2 separate regions of the Homo sapiens genome follow, and region 1 is linked to region 2. The links are chromatin loops, found by intact Hi-C in ENCODE. Cell type or tissue: heart left ventricle. All regions are shown on one strand. Region 1 overlaps TMEM164 (transmembrane protein 164). Region 2 overlaps RTL9 (retrotransposon Gag like 9).

Evidence for each region. Peaks named below come from ENCODE experiments on the same cell type or tissue, not always from the same donor. Only the 100,000 strongest peaks of a DNase experiment are listed, where the experiment ranks them.
Region 1: it touches region 2 in a loop (7-fold over the local background); 2 of 110 quality-filtered maps call a loop at or near these places.

Annotation. Positions count from the first base shown.
Region 1 is chrX:110,023,828-110,031,827 of GRCh38, reverse strand. All of the region lies in intron 2 of TMEM164 (transmembrane protein 164), which reads right to left. Among named protein-coding and RNA genes, the nearest start is that of TMEM164, 25 kb to the right of the region's middle. In heart left ventricle, no CTCF peak of the experiment used is centred here; no DNase peak of the experiment used is centred here; H3K4me3 peaks cover 465 bases; H3K27ac peaks cover 1,326 bases.
Region 2 is chrX:110,403,437-110,411,436 of GRCh38, reverse strand. The region is part of intron 1 of RTL9 (retrotransposon Gag like 9); the gene reads right to left. It also overlaps a transcript of AMMECR1 not described here. Among named protein-coding and RNA genes, the nearest start is that of RTL9, 49 kb to the right of the region's middle. RefSeq lists an enhancer at 3,360-3,409. In heart left ventricle, a CTCF peak has its summit at 3,093 (motif pointing right); no DNase peak of the experiment used is centred here.

The DNA.
Region 1 (8,000 bases), 380 kb after region 2:
TCATAGAAGTAGAGAGTACAGTAGTAGTTACTAGAGGTGGGGAAAGGTAGGGGGAAAGGAGGGATTAGGGAGACATTGGTTAATGGATACGTGTATCAAAATCTCACACTGTACTTCAAAAATATATAAAATATTATGGATTAATTAAAAATAATAACAATAAGCAAAAAAACCTTTTTAAAATTATTATAAAAAGGAGGACTAGGGAAGGGCACTGCAGCTCATGCCTGTAATTCTAGCACTTTGGGAGGTTGAGGCAGGAGGATCACTTAAGGCCAGGAGTTTGAGACCAGCCTGGGCAACATAGTGAGACCCCCATCTCTTAAAAAATATATAAAACATTAGCTGGACATAGTGGTGTGCATCTGTAGTCCCAGCTACTTGGAAAGCTGAAGTGGGTAGATAGCTTGAGCACCAGAGTTTGAGGCTGCAGTGAGCCCTGATCGTGCTGCTGCACTCAAGCCTGAGTGATAGAGTGAGACCTCAACTCTTTAAAAAATGTTAAAACCCAAATGCCCATCAATGATAGACTGGATAAAGAAAATGTGGCACATATACACCATGGAATACTATGCAGCCATAAAAAACAATCAGTTAATGTCCTTTACAGGGACATGGATGAAGCTGGAAACCATCATTCTCAGCAAATTAACATAGGAACAGAAAACCGAACACCTCATGTTCTCACTCATAAGTGGGAGTCAAACAATGAGAACATATGGGCACAGGGAAGGGAACATCACATGCCGGGGCCTGTCGGCAGTTGCAGGGGAAGAGGAGGGATAACATTAGGAGAAATACTTAATGTAGACAAAGGGTTGATGGGTGCAGCAAACCACCATGGCACATGTATACCTATGTAACAAACCTACACGTTCTGCACATGTATCCCAGAACTGAAAGTATAATAAAAAATTTTAAAATTTTTAAAAATTATAAGACACAATGTATCATAATAGTTCCTTTTGAAAAGAATGTACTACCTTTTCTTTTTTCTTTTTCTTTTTTTTTTTTTTTGAGACAGAGTCTTGCTCTGTCGCCCAGGCTGGAGTGCAGTGGCGCGATCTCAGCTCACTGCAACCTCCGTCCCCTGGGTTCAAGCAATTCTACTGCCTCAGCCTCCCTAGTATCTGGGATTACAGGCGCCCACCACCACACCTGGCTAATTTTTGTATTTTTAGTAGAGATGGGGTTTCGCCATTTTGGTCAGGCTAGTCTCAAAATCCTGTGATCTGCCCGCCTCGGCCTCCAAAAGTGCTGGGATTACAGGTGTGAGCCACTGCACCCAGTGAATGTACTATCTTTTAAATGGCAACTGTCTCTTGATCCGTTGGCCTTTTCACATCTGAACAATAATAAAACCCACATTTAAAAACACGAAAAAAAATGTTAAAAAAAAAAAAAAAGAGGCCGAATGCGATGGCTCATGCCCATAATCCCATCACTTTGGGAGGCAGAGATGGAAGGATTGCTTAAGCCCAGGAGTTCAAACTAGCCTCGGCAACGCAGTGAAACCCTGTCTCTACAAAAAATACAAAAATTAGCCAGGTGTGGTGGCATGTACCTGTAATCTCAGCTACTCGGGAGGCTAAGGCAGGAGGATCACCTGAGCCCAGGGAAGTCAAGGCTACAGTGAGCCATGATCATGCCACTGCACTCCAGCCTGGGTGACAGAGTGAGACCCAGCCTCAAAAAAAAAAAAAAAAAAAAAAAAAAAAACAGACAGAGAAAAAGAGAGAGAAAAAGGGAGAGAAGAGAACAGGTCAGGGAGACAGATTACCAGAAACTTTCACTTTTGTTTTCTATATTTCTATATTTCTAATTTCTTAATTTATGATCATATGCTACTTCTATAATCAAAAAATAAAGTTTTTTTTAAAAAAAGAGACAGAGAAGTATTGTTACATTCAAATGAAAGAACACCTGAAACAAGGGACCCTAACTGGGTCACCTGCTCCCCCTTCATTGAAACTCTCTGAGTAGCAAGGAAGGGCTAGCAAAGAGGACTAGCTCAGAGTGCTTATTTAGGAAACGCAATCAGAATCAGGAGCTGCTGCCCTAACAGAGCATGAAAATAAGATTTCACAGCACCACATAGGCTCAAGAGCTGGACTGAAAAGTTCCATTCCCACCCATATGTGACCAAATGTAATTTGTCTCTCTGTATGCCTTCCAGCTTCACATAGTCTGATTCCATTCGAAAATCTAATAAAAGGGGGAATAGCTGACATCATTTCTGTTGCTTGATCCTCGTGAACACTGTCTTCTATAGACTTTATTTTTGTTTCCTGCAGAGCAAGTGAGGGAACTAATAAATTATTTAGAATCCCTATGCAACTATTATTTCAATTTCTCCACACCTCACTTCTGTCAGGGGAAAAGGGAACCAGTCATTGAACCTAAAAGGCAGAGAGGTAACAGGATTTGGCTCAAGTCTCATAGAAAATACTAGGCAGTAAGAAGAAGAAAGTCCAAGGGTCTGAAACATGTCTGACCAACCAGAAGTAATGTCTGTAAGGCCCATGAAAAATAAAGCTTTCCTTCCCAACCCCTCATGCATCCCAGAAGGAATGCAGCTTTTAAGAGTGTTTTCAATAACGACAAAAGCCTCTGGCACTTGAGGATATGAGGGTGTTAATTTTGTTTGGCAATGTCAAATTTAAGAACTCTTCAAGAAGGTGCAATTTTGATTTTAAGGGTGTTTCTTCCCTGGAGCTGAAAATCCAATTTACCCAGCCCACCCAGAGGGATGCTTTCACCATTACCAAGCCACCCTTATAGCATGTAGATCTATCCACACTCTAAGTTGCCACGGGACCCCTATATTGAACATTTTGATCAATAGATGTAACAATAAATGCAAAAATTAACATACTATACCTAATAACACAACCTCAAAAATATATAAAGTAAAGGTTAACAGTACTAAAAGAAGAAATAGACAAATCTACCTCTGTGGTGGTAAACTTTAAAAAATCTCCCAGTAACTGATAGATTAAGCAGAGAAAAAATAAGGTAAGGTGATTGAAGAGCAGCAAAATTAACAAGGTTGATCTAGTGGACACTGTATCATACTGGGCCACAAAACAAATCTCAACAAAATTCAAAGAAACAGAACATACAGATCACATTCTCTGATCACAATGTTATTAAGTTAGAAATCAGCAACAAAAAGATGACTTTTAAAACATTTAGGAAAAAACTGTTAATCCTTCTAAACAACCCATGAGTTAAGAAAGCACAATGGAAATTCCAAAATACTTGGAACTGAGCAATAACAAAATGTTATATCAAAATTAGTGGAATGTAGCTAAACAGTAGGTAGCAAAAATTATTAACCTTTTAATTCATATAGTCAAATAAGAAAGTCTAAAAATAAATAAGCTAAGCATCCCACCTAAGTTAGGAAAAGAACAAGAGACATAACTCCAAAGAAAATATGAAGGAGAAAACAGATTTTTAAAATAAGCAGCAATTAACAAAATAGAAAACAAACATGTAACAGTTCCATCAACAAAGTCTCAATTATTTCCTATAAAAGATAAATAAAACTTACAAACTACTAGTGAGATTGATTTTTTAGTAGCAAATAATAGTATGAGAGAAAAGGAAGAAATCTTTTAAATATCTGTAGTGTTTATAGTTAAGACGCTATTAACAATTTTAAACCAATAAATTTGAAAATTTAGACAAAATGGTCAAATTCCTAGCAAAACATAAATTAAAGACACTGACTAAAGAAAAATACAATGTCTGAAAATTCCTATAACCATTAAAGAAATTGAATCAGTAGTCCATAATCTTCCCACAAAGACAATATCAAAGCCCAGATAGTTTTATAGGCAAGTTCTAACAAACCTTTAAGAAACAAATCACTCTGATCTCATGCAAACTTTTCCAAAGCTTAGAAGAAGAGGAAGCAGCATTGGCCAATCCATTTTATGAAGCTAGCACAAACTTAATAAGAAAACCTGACAAAGGCAGTATGAAAAGTGAAAACTAGAGCCAGATTCACTCACAGATTTATTTTATTTTATTTATTTATTTATTTTTATTTTTATTTTTTTTGAGACGGAGTCTTGCTCTGTCGCCCAGGCTGGAGTGCAGTGGCATGACCTCGGCTCACTGCAATCTCCACCTCCCGGATTCAAGCAATTCTCCTGTCTCAGCCTCCCGAGTAGCTAGGACTACAGGTACACACCACCACGCCCAGCTAATTTTTGTATTTTTAGTAGAGATGGGGTTTCACCATATTGGTCAGGCTGGTCTCGAACTCCTGACCTCAGGTGATCCACCCGCCTTGGCCTCCCAAAGTGCTAGGATTACAGGCATGTGAGCCACTGCGCCCAGCCCACTCACAGTGTTTAAGAATACCATGTAAAATACTAGCAAACCATATCCAGGAACAATAAAAAAGATAATATATCATGATCAAGGTGACTTGATTCTGGGAAGTACAGAGACAATTTAATATTAGAAAATCAATCAGTATAATTGACCACACTGAAAGACTAAAGAACAAAAGCAATATGATCATCTCAACAGAAGAAAAAGCTTCTGATAAAATGCAACATCCATTCATGATTTTTAAAAAATCTTAGCAAACTTAGAATAGGAGGGAACTTCTATAATCTAATAAATAATACCAACAAAAAAATTATAGTAAGGATCATACTTTATGATGAAACACTGAAAGCATATCCTTTAAGGCAGAAAACAAGATAAGAGTTGCTCAACATTGTCACTTGTATTAAGCACTATACGGGAGGTCTCAACTAAAACAGTAAGTTGAGAAAAAGATATTAAAAAAAATAATGGCCACAAAGGAAGAGACAAAGTTCTCATTATTTGCAGATTATGTACGATTGCCAAGATAGAGAACCCAAAGAATCCTCAGATGTATTAATTATAATTAACTTAAAAGCATTTAGCAAGGTTGCTGGATACAAAAATGATGCACAAAGATCAGCTGCATTTCTAAAGACCAGCAGTTACAAAATTATAACATGTTAAGTTAAAAAAGGAAACCAAAGGACTAGAGACTCAACCAAGCAGTTGGTTAAGTTTATGGTCTCTGAACTGCCTAATTTCTAATCCGAGCTCCACCCCACTAGCTGTGTGACTGTAGGCAAGCTATTTAGTTGCTCTGCACCCTACCTTTTAGAATTCTTGTGAGGATTAAATGAGTTCATGCGCATAAGGCACTTAGGACAATGCCTGGCACAAAGTAAGGGCAAAATAAATGTGAGCTGTTATCATTACTGTGAAGAAGTAGGTAATAGGCCTATTACCCACGGCTCTGAGGTTCTAACTATTGGACTCCAATACATCTCCAGGGTAGATAGAGTCAGGGAGCCACAAACTGCTATAAGAGCCAATGAAACCTACCCATGTTTTCCCGAAGGCTGGGCACTGAACTCCCACACCCAGCATACAGCTCATTACTCACACACCCTCTGCCGTCTACAGAGTAATTAGTAGAGGAACACGCCCTTTTCTCTGGAGATTTCCGCCCCAGTCGTACCAACTCTTTAACAAGGAACAAAAGTCAACAACTTCAAGTTTCCTGTGAGGATGAAATCCAGAGTTTCTAATGACTAATCTCCATCGTCAAAAGAAAAGGCAAACCTCAGCCCCTTCAGACAGCTAATGCCAGGAGAAGTTCATGAGGTATTAGAAGAAAGGTTGTTGTTACTGGCTCTATTTCTTGGGGAGCAAGGAGGAAGACTGTAACTAATATTTTTTGAATACCTAATATGTACCACACAGTGTTCCCAGAGCTTTAGAAATATTAACTCACATAATTCTCTAAATAACTTGAAGAGGTAGATAGAATTTTTAGCTCCATTTTACAAATGAAAAACATAATGACAGTGATTGGGTGACTTGCCTAAAGGCACACAGCTCATGAGTAATAGAAATTAGCTTTGAGCTCAGATCTAAGTCAAAAGCCCTATGCCAAGCCAGAAGAAGAGAAGAAATACAGGAGGTTAGTTTGTGAAATGAATGAGGGTCGTGGGTGTAATGAGTGTGACACTGAGTATTTCAATTCTCCTTCTTACTGAGACCAGAGGCCAAAATTAGAATGGGAATGCAAACAATAATTATGTGAATAGAAAACTGAAAGGCAGCAAACCAGCAGGGTATCCAAGTTAGTGTTTAGGAGGTACCCATTTCGTGGCATGACTGAGCAACATTAAAAACAAAAACAAACAAACAAAACAAATACTGCCACACTGTGGCCTCATCTCACTCACTCTTTTTCTGAAAACCAGGATATTCATGGCAGGAACATGCAATTACATGAACTTACCCAGACCTAGGTGAGAATAAGGTAAAATCAGATTGAGGTGCAGAGTTGGCAGCTGAAGAACAAGATGTGTGTGCAGCTTGGGTTTTGATGCCATCTGGTTTTTAACTCCCTCTGTATAGCAATATTGTTGGGCTTTCTAACTCAGCTGCCCTGATACCTGAGCCCACAAGTGATGAGCATCCCAAGGGCTTTGACCTAGGACCAGTGAGCAGAATGCTTAACATTTGTGTAGCACTGACTGTATGCCAAGCAGCACTGCCATCAGAGCCCACCTGTTAGGGCTTCTCCTTCCTGTCCCAAGGTAAATAATTTTGTTCCTTCTAATAGCAGTACCTAGTCTATTCTGCCTTATAAGAACCTGGAGACATACGTGAGCCAGCAGGAGAGGAGGAAAGAGCCTGGCTTTGGGGACAAGCCCTCAGAGCCTTCCCTGATGCAAGCTGATATACAAACCATCCAAAATAAAGGCCACTGGGTTCAAGAACACATATGCCAACACACACACACACACACACACACACACCCAACAATAACAACAACATAAAAATTTTAAGATCAAGCCTACCATTCTAATAGTATTAGATTTTGTAGATTATTAACCTAGTGTTCCTGAATACAAGATCTTTTCACGACACACAGATAAATGAATGATACCATACACTAGACCTAGTTATGTATCTGCCTGCTCTTAAACCCTGCAAGGAGATAAAAGTTACATGTACAATCTGTTGTTTCAATTGCTTCTCTTCTAGAAACCATCATCTCCCAAGGCCCTCTTGTAAAACAGAACACAAATTTTACTAATTCTCACACAGAGCCATAAAACATGGCATCTCGTATTTAAGTGCCCTGTTACCCTTCAGCCTTTATTCAACGTTTACCAACAGTTTTAGAGACTACAAGCCCTGAAATTAAATAACAGCTCCTTTAAGAAAGCTAGAGGACAGGCACAGTGGCTCACAACAGTAATCCCAGGACTTTGGCAGGAGGATCACGTGAGGCTAGAAGTTCGAGACCAGCCTGGGCAACACAGTGAGACCCTGTCTCTACAAAAAATTTAAAAATCAGCCAGGTGCGATGGCATGTGCCTGTGGTCCTAGTTACTCGAGAGGCTGAGGTGGAAGAACTCTTGAGTCCAAGAGTTCGAGGTTACAGTTGAGCTGTAATTACACCACTGCATCTAGCCTGAGTGATAGAACAAGACCCTGTCTCCAACAAACAAAAGAACCAAACAACAAAAAAGGAAAGCTAGTACTTTCTGATGTTAGCAAGAAGCTCACTGAAAAGAAAAAAAAAATGTTTCATTATAAATTCACAAGGGAAAACAGAAACAGTGTGTAACTGGCTAACTAACCCATCCGTGATGAACTATGTATTCTCTCCACATTTGTGTTTCTAATGCATTGTGTCCTTCATCCAATTCTACAATTTTTCCATTCTACCAGGAAGTAGCAAATGAAGCCAGAAAAGGTCTTAGATACCATCTGGTCTGACCCTCTCATTTACAGAGGCAGAAACTGAATCTCAGAGAAGGGAAGGGACTTACTTGACAAATGCAGGTGACTGGCAAGCCTCTTGATACAGTCCACCCCACAGTGGAACAGAACTATAGGTAGGATGCTTCTCTTTCAACCAGTTCTTTAAATTGGCTTGCAGAAAATTGGCAAATGGTTCTTCGTCAATACAA
Region 2 (8,000 bases):
AAAGATTCAGCTTTATATTTTGGTGGCAGGCCGGTTGTCACAGTAAATGGCACCATGTATTAAATGGTGCATCCTTTTCCCCAGAAATGGTGAGGCTGAAGCCCAGAGAAGGGACGACTCTTGCCCAGGGTCATGTAGCAAATTAGTGGTGACCAAACTCTTCCCAGATCTTGAGGCTACTGACTTCCATGCCAGTGATACAAAACTGAACTCATCACAGCTCCATTCTCTGGTGCACTTGAACAGTCTTCCCTGACCCACGCCAAGGTTCACTGTCGGAGGCCACAGTATTTTTCCTTTCCAATAGGCCCCCTGACTTCTCTTGCTCAGAGATACAAGTGCAGTGACCCATGGCAGCTCTGCTGCTTATAAATAGGAAGACACTTGCTGATCGCTGCTGAAATACCTCACATTAAGGCAGCTTTGGACACAGAAGACTGGAGGCAGAGAGCAGATAGATTTGCCATTTAGGAACCAAAATAGGAAGTGCCTAATTTTAAATAAAGAGATTTGGCATTGTTTTCATCCAGTTGCTGATGGAGCAGCTGCCATCGTGGAGCTTTTCAAGGAGGCTGCCTTGAATTGCGCCAAAATGATAAGCTTGTGGCTTGGAGGCTGCTGGGACTTGTCCCAAGGCCCCAGCTACGACATATCTAGGATCCAAAAGGTTATCTTGAAACGACAGGTGACTACATCACCACCAACGCAGCTTGACCTGACATCCCATTTCACTTAATGTTTCCCTTCTCCCTCCATGCTTCCCAAAGCTGTGGACATTTTGTCTGTGGAAAGCTGCTACCCCCAGGAGACAAGCATCTGGGAGAGCATCTCCACAGAAAAAGAAAAGTAAAGTGGGAGTTGAAGTCATTCAGGCTACTTGAGACAACAATTTTTAAAAGCTCCTATTTTCCCTCAGTTACCAGGAGATTTTCGGTCAAAGTGTTCAAAGAAAATAGGTGGATAATTACCTCCATTATTTCACTTGGCTTTCTATGGATAGACATCGTCAAAGATATTGGCGAGTTCCTCTTGTCCTACTAATCTTGATGGGTATTTTGTTGATTCACTTCCAAACTCTGAAGTAAATGTACTGCTTATTATAACGAAAAACAACCTTTAAGATGCCCTCTGTCCTCTACCTCTAGGCAGAGTGAGCAGCAGCTTGTACAGTGAAATTTAAGGTCCTTCTTCCCACACTAATAATGTCAGATCGTCCCACCACCAATACAGGGGAGGAAAAACCCTGAGTTCCATTTCCAACTCTGCCATGACTTGCTCTGTGACCCGAGGCGAGTCATCATCCCTGTCGGTGACTCAGCTGGCTACCCATAAAACGAGAAAGTCAGTCTGAGTGGTTTCCCTAACTGGGTTCCTCATCAAAATCACCAGTGATACTGTTAATAATATGCAGATAATTCAAGTCCTCATCTCGGACTTACTGAATCAGACTCTGAGGATTAGGAGCCACACTGCATCTGTATTTCAACAGCATTCCTGGTAATTCCATTGTACAGCCAGGTTTGGGATCTAGTGAACCAGATGACCTCAGGGTCCCTTCTGCTCCTGACAACAGGTGGTTCAATACCTCCCTCTGTACTTATGTACCATATCTCTAAGTGAGGTGCTGCCCCCTGCCCTTCTTGCTAAGTGGGAGCCCATTCTCTTATCAGGAGCCCTGAAGGCTTTAGCCATTCCTTTGTCAGATATTTAGCAGTTACCTTTGAGGACAGGACCCAGAAGGAAGGAGTACACGTATTATTGATGGGATCAGGGGAGTGAAAAAAAAAAAACAGCAGCAGCAACAACAGAAAAATGGGGGAGCTGGATCTGCCTGAAGGCCAAGACAGCCTGAGATCCTAATGGGGGCATGGAGGGCATTGACAGATTATACGTACAATACTCGAGCCTCATTTTCCCTGGTATCCTCTCTGTCTTGGCCAGACAAAACAATGCAAAGAGGTACAGCTAAGCTGGAAAACAGCCCTCTTTTTAGGTAGTGAGGTCTTTGGGCCCCTACGATTGATACCAGCAAGTGAGAATGTAAACACAACTCTCTTCACCACTGGGACCATCTGACGTCAGTCCCTTGGCTCCAGCATGTCTCAAGATAAGAGGACTGTAGGAAGCCCTGGGCCTTGACATTAGGACGCTCTAGCTTTGAGGCAAACTCTGAACTATGGTTTCTCTTCTGATAACTGGGATCCTGCCTTCTTTTGGTGATCAAAAGTCCCCGTCTCAAAAAAAAAAGTCCCCATCTCCTGCCAGTTTTATATACCCCGACTATGCTGACCTACATGCCTGACTCCAGCTGTGTGCTTGCATCCACATTCATTATTCATTATTTATAAGCACCTCAGTTAATTAGGCCAAACGGAAGCAAAACACATGGTCCTGGCCCTCACGAAGCCATCAGGCTAGCACAGTGGTGTTCAACCTTATCAGACTTAACATCCTCTCTTTTATAATAAATCTGCTTTTGCTTCACCCCTTTACTATCCTGAAATTAAATTTCTAGGTACTATAACCTACCTACACGCATAAGTTCAAAAAGATAGCTATATGTCCTGCCACATAAAGAGAAAATAAAGCAATACATAATAAAACACTATGTATTTAACTCTGTAAATGCTCACACAGGACTACATTGAATGATTAAATGAAGTAGTCAGAAGCTTGTGCCTTTATATAGAATCCCCATGAATGCAACAGTTATGGACACAAACTGATATGTTATATTGATTAATTCCAAAAGCAACATCACAATTGTTGACATGATTTCCTGAAATGGTGAATGAGTCTGTGTGATCCTCTGTAACCATGTAATCTTCCATATCTTTACAGAATAGTTGATTAAAACTGTGGGGTCGGGGCAGGGGAAGCAAAACCCTTTATGCTTAGGTATAAAACATTTATAGTAAAAGTTTAGATAATTAGAAAAGCAGTTTTCAGCTCCATGGAAGTCCAGCAGAACATTCAAAAATTATTCGGGATGCTAGACTATTTTTCATTTTGCAAGTCTGTCGTGGGCGTTGGAGAACATCTAGCATCCCCATTTCCAGTCCTCTGAATACCCTCTTGCATTTTCCAAAAGTCCCCTAGGGGGCAGTATTGTCTCAGTTGAGAGCCACCAGTCTAGTCATTCAGTTTCTGTGGAACTGGGATTTTGTCTGGTTCTTCCCAGGCTCCCAACTCCTTCACCCTTGCCTCCAAGGACTAGAGTCCCATCCTTGCTACTAGCACCTGGCAGGACTCCTAAGCCTCACCTGCTCCTGCTCAGTTCAGCTAGGCTGGGCAGGACTTCTGCTTTCACCAAAGCCAAGTGCTTCTCTAAATTGATACCTGTTGTTGCCACTCTCTTTGGGTGCCCCACTAAACTCAGCTGCAGTTGAGTTTCCTGCTCCATCCCAACAGGGTGCATTTTGCGGCATATGCCAGCTCTTCCACTCTGAACTTCCAATCTCCAGCCCCCTGACACTATGATCACCCACAGACCCAGGCCGTTGATAGTCAGTAGAACAGGTCCAACTACAGCAAGGTTTGAACTTGTGCCTCACCAGAACCCTGTGGCCTTTTGCCTTCAGCTAGATCCCCTTCTGATATTGAAACAGGAAAGAATTATCTTCTGCAAATAGAAAGAAAATGAGAGTCAGACCTTCTGTTAGGGCCCTCTTCTACCAGCCTTTAAATAGTTTTCTTGTCAGCCTCACACAGATAGCCCCAAACCATTTGAGAAGCCAGCACAGCTCCCTGCAAAGCACTGTAGCAAAAGGACTATGTACTCTGGAATCAGATGGACCTGAGTTCAAGTCCAGGGTCTATCTCATACTGCTTAAAGACAAAGAAATTCACTTAGACTCTCTGAGCTGCAGTTTGCTCACCTGGAAAAATGGCAACAATAATGAATGTCTGGAAAATGCTTAGCACAGTACCTGCCACATAGTAATCTGCTAGTAAATGGTTGTTATTTGTATTATTCTAGCAATCACATGGTATGTGCTGAAAAGTGGCTTCTGCTGACCTTACCTGTCCTATCCTATATATTTGCACTGTATCTTCTAGACCAAGGCAGAGTTTCCTGTGAGGCTCACTAGGATGAATCTGCATCCTGGGTTGAAGTTCCAACAGTGAGAAATACCAAGCTGGTAAAATCTCAAGGACTCTCTTCACCCAGCCATTGAGAATGTATTTTTATTTTTTCTATTCTGTCTCATTCCACAAAGAAAATCTTTTATGTAGCATTGAGCAAACCAGGATGGGGAAGCAGAATTAACTAGAAACTATACTTAAACAGGTTCCCACTTTCCTATAAAATTCAAGAATTGTCTGCAAAGGTGACTGGTGAAGTTGGCGGCATTGTTAATCACCTAAAGCAGCGTTTGCGCAATACCAGAGCTTTCCGAGGAAAAGGAGAAAACACAATCAATCATCCAGGTGCCAAAGAAGGCATTCAGCTCCTGTGCAGAGATGATATTAAAAAGTTACCTCAGTGCAAGCAACTAGATTAAGACAACAGACATCTTGAAGGTTCTAACCTGTTTGCTTAGCATTAAGAAATGGTGTTGAACAACCCAAAAACTATTGCATGAAACATCCACACATTCATCAATCAGTCAATATTTATGGAGCACACACTACATGCCAGGCACTATGAGAACTATAGAAAGCAGAGGAGCATAAGACTTTCCAGAACCAAAAAGAGGAATGCTTTTACACTGTTGGTGGGTGTGTAAATTAGTTCAAATATCGTGGAAGACACTGGAGATTCTTCAAGGATCTAGAACTAGAAATACCATTTGACCCAGCGATCCCATTACTGGGCATATACACAAAGGATTACAAATCATGCTGCTATAAAGACACATGCCCACCTATGTTTATTGCGGCACTATTCACAATAGCAAAGACTTGGAACCAACCCAAATGTCCATCAATGATAGACTGGATAAAGAAAATGTGGCACACATACACCATGGAATATTATGCAGCCATAAAAAAGAATGAGTTCACGTCCTTTGCAGGGACATGGATGAAGCTGGAAACCATCATTCTCAGCAAACTATCGCAAGATCAGAAAACCAAACACCGCATGTCCTCACTCATAAGTGGGAGTTGAACAATGAGAACACATGGAAGCAGAGAGGGGAACATCACACACCGGGGCCTGTGGGGCGTGGGGGGCTAGGGGAGGGATAGCATTAGGAGAAATACCTAATGTAGGTGACGGGTAGATGGGTGCAGCAAACCACCATGGCACTTGTATACCTAAGTAACCAAACTGCAAGTTCTGCACATGTAACACAGAACTTGAAGAAAAAAAAAAAACCACTTTCCAGAACCTTCCTTGAAGAACTTACTATCCAATTTGGGGAGTCGGGGGTGGAGGTGGAGAGAAAAGAACAAATCTCTAAACAAAGCAATAGAAAGCCCTTCAGCTAGGGTTTTCAGAGTAGGCTAACATCCTTTTCATTGCTGTAATTACAGTCTCATAAAATTAAGCAGACCAGATGTTCTGTGATTTGGTAAAAGAGAAAATATAGTCAAGCTTATTAAAGAGACTGTTTGACTTTACAAGGACTTGCACACCATGGTTCAGAACCAGGTGTTGGTGTCAGGTGGATCTGCGTTTAAGTTCTGGCTCCTCCACTTACTAGCTGGGTGACCTTGCCCAGGTTGTCTAACTTCTTTGGGCCCGTTTCCTCCTATGGAAATTGAGGGTAATAGCAATACCTTTTTGGAAGGATCATAGTGAAGATTAATAGAGATACCTTATATAAAACACTTAGCATAGAGCCTACCACACAGTTAATGTTCCCTTAAAAAGCAGCTTATTATAATTATTAAAAGAGAGAGAATGACTATTGCTAGCATTTGCCAAGGACATCTGGAAACTCTGAAAGAAAATTTCAGCCTCTTCTATTAGCAGTGGGGACAGGTTTCCCTCCCTTCTGGAGCACTAACATTCTTGGAGAAACAGCCAGCTGGATATGGTAAGATGGTGAGGTAAACAAAGTGTTTCTCCAAAAGTTCCATACCTTCTCCTCCCAGGTTAATTTGGCTTTTACGCTGCTACCCATTTGCTCAGAAGGGGCTCCTTTCAGCCATTGAGGCCCTCTCTGGGAGCTCTTGGTTATCCAATTTTAATGTTCCCCTCTTTACAAGCTCCCTTTGCAATTTGGCATTCTACATCTTCTTCCCTGAGGGATAACAACACAAGAAAGGATAGAAAAATTGCAACGTGACCTTTTTAAAAAGAATGACCTGTATGCAAAATCCCAACAGCACCTCTTAGAAAATACATTTACACAAAACCCCATGAAAGGCTCTGACTCATGCTTGGGGGGGGGGGGGACACAACAAGCACACCTGAATATATTTTTCGAATTTAACTGACAAAAGCGTATCTCTGAATCTCCATCACAGTATGTATAGTTTCCACCCCAAAAGTAAACACTTTAGGCTATTAGGAGAAATGACAATGGCCGTTTCAACAGAATGCGGATGACAGAATTTGCTTCCGAAAATGCTACTATGTGTATTTTCTTGTTTCCTGGTTATTAATATAACACATTTTGCCTCTGAGTGAAATGTTTTTACTTATGCCAAGAAAAATCGTGAGTTACAGGAAGTCTAACAGGCTTAATTAGTGAGTTTAACTTAATCCGGTGATTTTCAGCAACCCTGACAGAGTCAGGTTCACTCCCTGAATTTAATGGGAAGTGGTCAGAAATGGCCTTTAGCAACCTTATGAGAGAAAAGGCACATGATGCGCACAAACAAGGCCGGTTCTCCCAAGGTAAAAATAATAGGCTGAGGTACCGTAATTATCAACAGTGGTTTTTGTATACAGGTGCCTACTGCATGTGTTACCTGTTGCTTTCAGCTTTCGTAATTACAGTTTCTTATGATCAGACAGTGCTATTTTCCCTTCCTATTACCAACCAGCATGCTCAGGTGAAAGTTGTTCATGCCCCTGGAGTTTGTCCTGCGAGTGTATTTTTAAAGGCAAAGCTTCTTAGCCCAGCCAAATGAAACTGATCGGAAAAGCACCATAGAAACCAGAGGCCTATTATGTGTAATAGCTGGGCTCTTTGCAGCCCTATCCTAAGCACTAGGCCACAATTTCGGAAGGAAAGAACCTGTAAAGACTTCAGAAGACAGCAATGAAGACGATTAAGGGATTGGAAAAGAGGATCTAGGGGAAAAGGTTAAAGGTATTAGGATTATAAGGACGATTTAGCCTCAAGAGGAAAAAAAATGAAGGAGCCTGACCAACTGTTCTTCCTCGCTATTGATGGCACAGAATAAACGAATGGTAGCATGACGTACTTTAGTTTAGATGTAAGAAAGAACATGACAACAAGTCTCCGGAATCACTAAAGACTGTTCGTTCTTCATTCCTAAAACATTAGTCGAGCTTCCACCCCATGCTGGACTGTGTGCTGAGCACTGGAGAAGAAGTTCACAGGCTAATGAGGGAGACATGCCAAACAGATCATTATAAGACAGTGGGAGGCTTAGTATAATTGAAGGAATTCAGAATGCTTTGGACTTTTAAAAGGCGATTGGGTGTATACAGCACATATATATCACCTCCAGTGGGGTCTGAGGCAGTACCCAGTAATCAAGTACATTGATATTTCTGGAGCAAAAACACATGAATATTCACACAGGGTGTGAAAAATAAAGACTATAAATAACCTCATGTCAGTTCAAGTTGCGCTGCCAAATGAGTTTGTCATAAACGTACAAAGGCTCTCAGTTTCCAGAGCTTTTGGGGTTTTGGAATGATAGCTATGAGGCTATGAGTCTGGGTAAGGGGAGTCTGGCCAAGCACCAAGACCTGGGAATGACAGGGAGCTTCAGAATGTGGGCAGAGCCTGTGTCTCTAATGTGCCCCAATTCTGCTGCCCTGGTATCATGGACGTGTTTGGAGAAGGATCCGGGCATGTGCATGTGTGTGCGCGCATGCGTGTGTGTGTGTCTGTCTGTCTGTCTGTGTG